Regions from separate parts of the Homo sapiens genome. Here region 1 is linked to region 2. A link is an interaction called in ENCODE POLR2A ChIA-PET data of the cell type or tissue named here. Cell type or tissue: PC-9. All regions are shown on one strand. Links, peaks and the distances in the headings refer to the core of each region. The heading gives the core; the rest is flanking DNA.

The links. Peaks named below come from ENCODE experiments on the same cell type or tissue, not always from the same donor. Only the 100,000 strongest peaks of a DNase experiment are listed, where the experiment ranks them.
Region 1: POLR2A ChIA-PET joins it to region 2 with 6 read pairs; 5 of 35 experiments call an interaction of 5 or more read pairs at or near these places.

What each region holds. Positions count from the first base shown.
Region 1 is chr1:178,252,853-178,257,255 of GRCh38, reverse strand. The region is part of intron 1 of RASAL2 (RAS protein activator like 2); the gene reads right to left. Among named protein-coding and RNA genes, the nearest start is that of RASAL2, 160 kb to the right of the region's middle. In PC-9, for the core only: no CTCF peak of the experiment used is centred there; no DNase peak of the experiment used is centred there.
Region 2 is chr1:178,098,698-178,103,100 of GRCh38, reverse strand. The region is part of intron 1 of RASAL2 (RAS protein activator like 2); the gene reads right to left. Among named protein-coding and RNA genes, the nearest start is that of RASAL2, 6.8 kb to the right of the region's middle. In PC-9, for the core only: no CTCF peak of the experiment used is centred there; no DNase peak of the experiment used is centred there; H3K27ac peaks cover 329 bases.

The DNA.
Region 1 (4,403 bases), core at 201-4,200, 150 kb before region 2:
AAAAGTCAGCTGGGATTCTGACAGGGATTGTATTGAATCTGTGGACCATTTTGTGAGTATTGTTGACATCTTAACAACACTAAGTCTTCTAATCAATGAACATGGGGTGCATTTCCATTTATTTAAATCTTCTTTAATTTCTTTCAATAGTGTTTTGTGGTTTTCAAAGGTTTTGCACTTCTTTTATTAAATTCCTAAGTATCTTATTCTTTTTGATGTTTTATGAATAAAATTATCTTAAATTTTTGGATTATTCATTGCAAGTATATAAAAATACCATTGGGCCAGGCGCAGTGGCTCATGCCTGTAATCCTAGCACTTTGGGAGGCTGAGGCAGGTGGATCACCTGAGATCAGGAGTTTGAGACCAGCCTGGGCAACACGGTGAAACCCCATCTCTACTAAAATACAAAACTTTAGCAGGGCATGGTGGCGTATGCTTGTAGTCCCAGCTACTCGGGAGGCTGAGTCAGGAGAATTGCTTGAACCCAGGAGGCGGAGGTTGCAATGAGCCGAGATCATGCCACAGCACTCCAGCCTGGGCGACAGAGCAAGACTCTGTCTCAAACAAAAACAAAAACACTGATTTTTCTATACATTGATTTTGTATCCCATAATCAAGGTGAAGTTATATATTTACTGTATATTTTAGTGGATTTCTTAGGATTACATACATGTGAACATATCACTTGCAAACAGAAATAGTTTTACTTGTTGGTTTACAATCTGGTTGCTTTTTATTTCTTTATGTTGCCTAATTGCCCTGGTTAGAATTTCCAAGAAGATGTTGAATAGAAGTAGTGAGAGCAAACATCCTTATCTTTTTCACATTAGGAGGAAAGTATCTAATGTTTCCTCATTAAGTATGATATTAGCTGTAGATGTTTGTTGATGGCCTTTATCAGGCTGAGAAAGTTCCCATTTACTTGTTGAGTGTTTTTTATCATGAAAGGTGTTGAATCTCATCGAATGCTCTTTCTGTGTTTATTGGAAGAATCATGTTTTTTTCCTTTATTCTATTAATATGATATATTACCGTCATTGATTTTCTTATGTTCAAACAACCTAGCATTCCTGGGATACATCCCACATGGTCATAGTTTATAATACTTAGATGTTGCTGGATTCAATTTGCTAGTATTTTATTGAGGATGCCCCTCTATTTCTAATAAGAGGATTCCTTTGTTGTTACTGTTTAGTCTATTTTCTCTGATGTTAGTATAGCCACTTCAGCCTTCTTGTTGTTGCTCCTTGTATGATACATGTTTTTCCATCCTTTTACTTACAACCTATTTGCATTTCTTAAAGTGTGTCTCCTGTAGAAAACGTATAGTTGATTCTTATTTTTAATCCAGTCTCACAAGCGCTTTTGATTGGATTGTGTAATCCTTTCACATTTCATGTTGTTATTGACATAACTGAATTTATATCTACTATTTTACCTTTTGTTTTCTATTTATCTCTTGTTTTGTTGTTGTTCTTCTATTTTTCTTTTACTGCTTTCTTTTGCATTAAGTGAATATTTTCTAATACATTTAAATAAAGTTATTTTTCATTTTTTAAAAAAGCTATTGTTTCCTCGTTTCTCTATGGCTTACCATACATATCTCACTAGAATCATCTTCAGATTTGTTCTAATTTAATTGCAGTGGGATATAGAAATTTTACTCCCATACAGCTCTATTCTCTTTCTCCACTTTATTGTTATAGATATTACATGTATTAATATTATAAACCCAATAATATTAATACATTGCTATAATTACTTTACAATCATTGCTTTAGTCCAATACAGCTTTATTCCCACCCATGTCTTTCGTGCGTAATTAGCAAATATACTATGATATATTACGTTTCTATATGTTATGAGCCCAACAATAATAATATACATATTATTTTATGCAATTGCTTTTTCAATTAGAAAAAGAAAGGAGAAAATAAGCATTTATACTATCTTTTAAAATTACATAATTAGCTTTACTGGAGCTCTTTGTTTTTTTTCATTTGGATTTGAATTACTGTCTGGAGTTACTTGCTTTCAGCCTGAAGAACTTCCTTTAGTATTTCCTCTACGGCAAGTCTGCTGGTGACAATTTGTCTCAGTTTTTGTTTCTCTGGAAATATCTTTATATCATTCTGATTTTGCTTATATCTCAACAAAGATAGCTTTGTTAGACATAAGATGTTTGGTTGACAGTTTTTTTGGGTTTTTTTGGATTTTTTCCGGAGTACTTTCAGTATGTTATCCTATTGTCTCCTGGCTTCCTTTTTTTTTCCCCCACAGAGAAGATGTTAATCTCACTGGAGCTTCCTTGTAAATAATGAGTGGTTTTTCTGTAGCTGATTTCAAGATTTTCTCCTTGTACTTGACTGACAGTATTTTTATTATTATGTGCCTATGAATTTCTTTGTGTTTATCCTACTTGGAGTTCACTGAGCTTTCTGGCTGTGCAGCTTATTGTTTTTCAATAAATTGGGGGAGTTCTCTGCTACTGTTTCTTTGAATATTTTTCTGTTTCTTTCTCTCTCTCCTCTCCTTCTGTATTCCTGAGAAGAAAGAATTCCAACAAGGAGCTGAGGAAAGATGGAGCCTTGTGTTCTTGGCTTGGTTGCCAAGATTTGGTTGCAACAGTCTCAGTGAGCTCAGTAGTGGGAGGTCAGGAGCAGTTTCAAGTATTACAGACTCTTGCTTTTTCTTAGCATATTTTTCTAAGTTTTCTTGAACTTTTGTAGGTTTTTCTTCATTTATTGTATGCCTTTATGACCATTTCCAAAGGCTTTAAAATAACTGTTTTCTTTATAAGTTTCAATAATTTCACTGAGAAATGGATCAGCAGATAGACTGCAATGCCAAAAGTTGACATAATCCAGACATTAACTTTTAAAGACCCTGTGCATGTAATTACAGTTATGATATATGAAACGTACAAAATATTATGAGTATATAATATGGGGAGACTTAATCTAGTTTTGGGGATCAGGGCACATTTCTCTAAGAAAGTGACATTTGAATTGAGCTCTGAAGGATAAATAGACATTACCCAGAAGAATAAAATGATGGGGAAGAAGGAGCAGCAAAAGATCTCACACAGAGACAACAGCATTTGACTTGAGGTGAAAAGGAACATGGCACATTCTGGGAACTGAAAGTAGGCCAGTCATTGGAGCAGAAATATGATGGAGACGAATGGCTCCAAGTAAAGCTTGAGAAGCAGAGGCCAGAGTGTGTTATAAATTTTAAGCCTAATTTCAAAAAGAATGGACAACCATTGGATAGTTTTGAATAGAAGACTTACAGGATCGGATTTGTCTCTTTGAAAGATCATTCTGGCTACAAGTCAGGCCTCTGAGCCCAAGCTAAGCCATCATATCCCCTGTGACCAGATGGCCCGAAGCAAGTGAAGAATCACAAAAGAAGTGAAAATGGCCTGTTCCTGCCTTAACTGATGACATTCCACCATAAAAGAAGTGAAAATGGAAGGTCCTTGCCTTAACTGATGACATTACCTTGTGAAATTCCTTTCCCTGGCTCATCCTGGCTCAGAAAGCTCCCCCAATGAGCACCTTGTGACCCCCACCCATGCCCGCCAGAGAACAACCCCTTTGACTGTAATTTTCCTTTACCTACCCAAATCTTATAAAACAGCCCCACCCCTATCTCCCTTCACTGACTCTCTTTCGGACTCACCCGCCTGCACCCAGGTGAAATAAACAGCCTTATTGTTCACACAAAGCCTGTTTGGTGGTCTCTTCACACTGACACGAGTGAAACTACATACAGACAATTGACTCAAAAAAATCTCAAATATAGGGACACTTTTGCTTAGAAGCTGTAACAGGTTGAATTGTATGCCCCCCAAAAGTATGTTAAAGTTATGGCCCTTGGTATCTGCGATTGTGACCCTATTTGAAAATATGGGTCATTGCAGACGTAATTAAGTTAAGGTAAAGTCATATTGGAGTACGGTGAGTCTGAAATCTAATCACCCAAATCATTATAATAAAAGAAAAATTTGAAGTCACAGAAGAGACACACAAATAAGGCAGCCATGTGACACCGGAGACAGAAATTAAGGTGATGAAGCTGAATGCCAAGAAACACCAAAGACTGTCAGCAACCACCAGAAACAAGGAGAGAGGCATGAAACAGATTTTCCCTCAGAGTCTTGAGAAAGAACCAACCCTGCTGACACCTAGATTTTAAGCTTCTAGCCTCCTGAACTGAGAGAGAATAAATTTCTATTGCTTTAAGCTACCTCTTTGTGGTAATTTCTTACAGCAGTCCTAGAAAATGAATACAGAGGCTGCTACGGTAATCCAGGCAAGGTTTACCAGTTACTGGTAGATTGAGACCAATATAGTCGGGGGAGAGATAAACGAAGGTTGTAATAGAGAAATATTTAG
Region 2 (4,403 bases), core at 256-4,255:
TATACAGTAAAAACCTATGATATCATTTCAGATATAAAGCAATTTACCGGCTCCAGACCCCCAGAACTCATGGCCAACTTCATTTGCAGGTTTGTTCTGGTCATTTCACTAACCTCACAGAAATATAACCCTGAATTTTTTGTAAACTAGATTTCTTGGATCCCACTTATGGCAGGATTTTTACATATCTATCTATCTCTACATTTGCTTCTATGCACGTGGAATAGGTATGGAAAGATACATAACAATTTCAAGTATTTATTGATTGGGAAGAGGGACCATGCCTGCCAGATGGCAAGTTGTAGAGGCAGGGAGGAAGAGTAAGAGAGAGCTCATGGAATATCTTTTTATACTCTGAATTTTGGAACAAAGGAATATATTACCTATTTTTTAAAATAAATAACATATTTAAAAAAATGTGTTAATGTTTTCAATAACATGAGAAAATACACTTAAGAGAAAAAAAGTAGAATGTAAAATATATGCAGTTTGATACCAAATATGTATTAATACAAAAAAATCTGTACACAAAAAAGACTGGAATAAAACACAATAAAATATTAAAAGAATAATTATCTCAGCCAGGTGTGGTAGCACACTCCTGTAGTCCCAGTTATTCGGGAGGCTGAGGTGGAAGGATCCCCTGAACCCAGGCAATGGATAATATGTAAGCTATGATTGCGCCACTGCACTCCAACCTGGGCATGAGCTATGATTGCGCCACTGCACTCCAACCTTGGCAACAGAATGAGACCCCGTCTCTAAAATATAATATTTAAAAAAAAATGATAGTTATCTCTAAGAGGTAGAATTACAAATGATTTTAATTTTGGCTTTTCCTAAAATTCTAATTCTTTATGTTAAGCACAAATTATATTCATAATCAGAAAAAGGGTATTAATTTTTAATGACAGGAATCAGAGGTTAGAAATTCAAGTGGAAGGTACAAAGTTATTAGGTATTATTCAGGGTTCTAAGCATCATATATGAAATTCAAATTTCCTTCAGACATCACTTCCAATCACAGCACCAAAAAAAGTATGCATAATAAGCTTAGGAAAAATATGAAAAAAAAAATCTCATCTGTCCTCTGGTCTATCTCTTAAGGATTACTATGAAATTATTTTCATCCTCCTACTTTATGGATGTTTTGTCCATTTTTGTTTTCTGTTACCTAGGTAATGGTATTTCCAGCATTTCCCTTAAAAGACTGTGAAACTAACAATCTGGTATTTCTCACTGTCGAGTTTTCCTGACCTTCAGCTTTGAGAGGCCATCTCCCTAAGGGAAGGCAGCAAGATCTAGAAGCTAAATCAGGAGGCTAAGGAATCTGAGGTTAAGAGTTCCAATCCTGACAAACTGTGGAGTCTGTCTCCAATTTTGGGAATAAGCTAAACTTCCTGAGCCAGTTTCTTCAATGAGAAAACCTAAAGGATTGCTTTGAAAAATATCAAAAACTATTGACTTTAAGGTTTCATTTTAACTTTTCAGACTACTCTTCCGAATTTTGTTATCTTATCTATGTTGAATGTTTTCCCCTCACTAAATTTTCACTCTCTCAATCAATATCTATAAGTATTACCAATCCCTTAGACTCAGGGATGGAGGTAAGGGGTACTTTTAGAAAGTCTGCTACAAGTGACACAATGTGAATGGAACTCGAGCAATGTTGAAGATAATTTATGGAGGGGTAAAAATACAATCAGGATCTAAACTGAACCCTTATGAGCAAAGCCAACAAAGACAATTAATTGATGTTACTAACACCTGGTAAGGGAAGGTAAAATTCAGACAGCTCATATCTGAACCCAGCTGTAGAGATTAGGAAAGTGATAACTTCTGTATCATAGTCTAGCAAATGAAATGTTTTTATGCCTTTAAGGGTTCAATTTTTATTTCTTTTGTTTACTGTATACTCACTAACACCACTGCACTGGGCCTCAAGACTTCTCTTTTCCCTTCTACTTGTGAACCACATTACTTCTTGATGGGCTGCCCTCTCACTATAAAATAAACTACATGAAATTTGCAAAAGGGTTTTCTACATGCTAGCCTTAAGAAGTACTTGACAGCCTTTGGGAAGAAAGGTGTTTTTACAAACATCAGACAGCAATTATCCCTCTACCAAGATAGGGTGAAGCAATTTTAGCAGTGCCCTTAGCACACTTCAAACTCCTCCTCCTGGTTAACAAGACCAAACAACTCTCTAGTTAGTTAAAAGTTTTTCCAATAGGGAGGGACAAGGGAGCAAACAGCTGAAGTTTTTCTGAATTAACTGTCATTAGTTGAATGCTTTTTTGTGGTTCACCTACTTAAAAGGTGATCAAATCACTTTGTGCTACTGAAGAAAGCAACTGCAAAGAACAATTACATAAACCCTCTATTTCAACTTACCTCATCCTTCCTTCTAATGAAACAAAGGATCCGAAACCACTACCTTGCCACCATTTCCTTAATAATCTTGGTAAAGCCTACTATGTCATGTGAATCTCTTTTCTTTTTCTTAGCAAACCACAGAAATTTCACTCACTATAGTAGGAAACACAACTGTACAACTTTTTTTTTTTTTTTTTATTTGAGACTGAGTCTCGCTCTGTTGCCCAGGCTGGAGTGCAGTGGCACGATCTCAGCTAGCTGCAACCTCTCCCTCCTGGGCTCAAGCGATTCTCGTGCCTCAGCATCCCGAGTAGCTGGGATTACAGATGTGCCACCATGCCCTGCTAATTTTTTTTTTTTTTTGTATTTATAGTAGAGACAAGGTTTCACCATGTTGGCCAGGCTGGTCTCAAACTCCTTACCTCAGGTGATCCGCCCACCTTGGCCTCCTAAAGTGCTGGAATTATGGGCATAAGCCACCGCGCCCGGCCCATTTTTAAAAATGTGTTCAGTAAATGTTATTATCTGAAAAAGATAAAGGATATCCACACAAACTATTCTTAAAGAGGGGTGTTCTAGAACTTTGTATTATTTATGTCTGAAGATTTGTACAGATCCTCAATTCCATATCTGCAATTCCTAAATCAAAAAAGCTCTGAAAAGCAAAAGACTGTATGCAACTTTTCTGGCAGTAAAGTCTGACCTGCACTGACATAAGGCTATTTATAGTCTTTATACCACTTGGTATGATTTTGTTTTTTTTTTGAGATAGTCTCACTCTGTCACCCAGGCTGCAGTGCAACGGTGGAATCACAGCTCACTGCAATCTCCCCCTCCCTGGTTCAAGCGATTCTCCTGCCTCAGCCTCCCAAGTAGCTGGGATTACAGGTGCATGCCACCACACCCGGCTAATTTCTTTGTACTTTAGTAGAAACGGGGTTTCACCATGTTGGCCAGGCTGGTCTTGAACTCCTGACCTCAAGTGATCCACCTGCCTCGGCCTCCCAAAGTGCTGGGATTACAGGCGTGAGCCACCACGCCCGGCCTATTCACTTGTTTAACTGCAGAAATATTAACATAACTGTCTAGTCCAAATGGTTTTGGAAAAGAGATTGTGGATGTATAATTCTATTCCTTAAAAATATTTTCACTGTTTGAAAATCAAATAGCAGTGAACCAACATGATAGAGGGTAGAACAATACTAAGATGTTATAAATGAAACTATCACCTACATTAATAGAGCACACAATTTAAATAAGACATACAAATTTTCTCTCAAAAGAAGAAAAAAGGGGGCTATTTAAAGTCACTTAAACAGTACATGCCTAGGCATTCTTAGAAGTTCTCTCTGATTTCAATGAAAAACTGTCTATTCTTAATGTGTTTTAATGTATTTGGAAATCATTGGAAACTAATACATCAACAAGCCTATGCCACATCCTAAGTATTGAACTCAAGCTTAAGATTCCAAAAATTTCTAAAATATGACTACTCAGGTGTAAAGATTCAATTAACAGTACCTGAGGAAATTAAGACATTTAAGGAACATGAACATGTTTGGGGATGTATTTTATACACACTCACTGATTTTCTTCTAGCCATACTAGTTGCAACATTTTAAATAAATTTAGAGACATAACCTCTAGAAACGTAACTTTTAAAAATCTCATCCTGTGTCTTAATTGGTGAGGCGTAAGCAGTATCATATAATACAACCAGATATGACTTCTGTCTCATCAGCTCATATTCACTTCTTGAATATGAACTTCTATTAATTCTTACCGAATTCCCACTGCCACATTTCTGGAATTATAAGGTACTTAATGAAGTATGATTAATTCCCTTTTTCTTCTGTTTGCTTAAATAGTACTAGCCCTTTGAAATTTTCCAGCAGGTCCCTATGTTGTTATCAATAAACAATGAGCTGTATACAAGCTTAATGGTAATAATGTTGATGCTATTCATTTTCTTAACAGAATATTTTACCTAATTCCTTCTGATAATATTAAAATTTAAAAGTACAAGA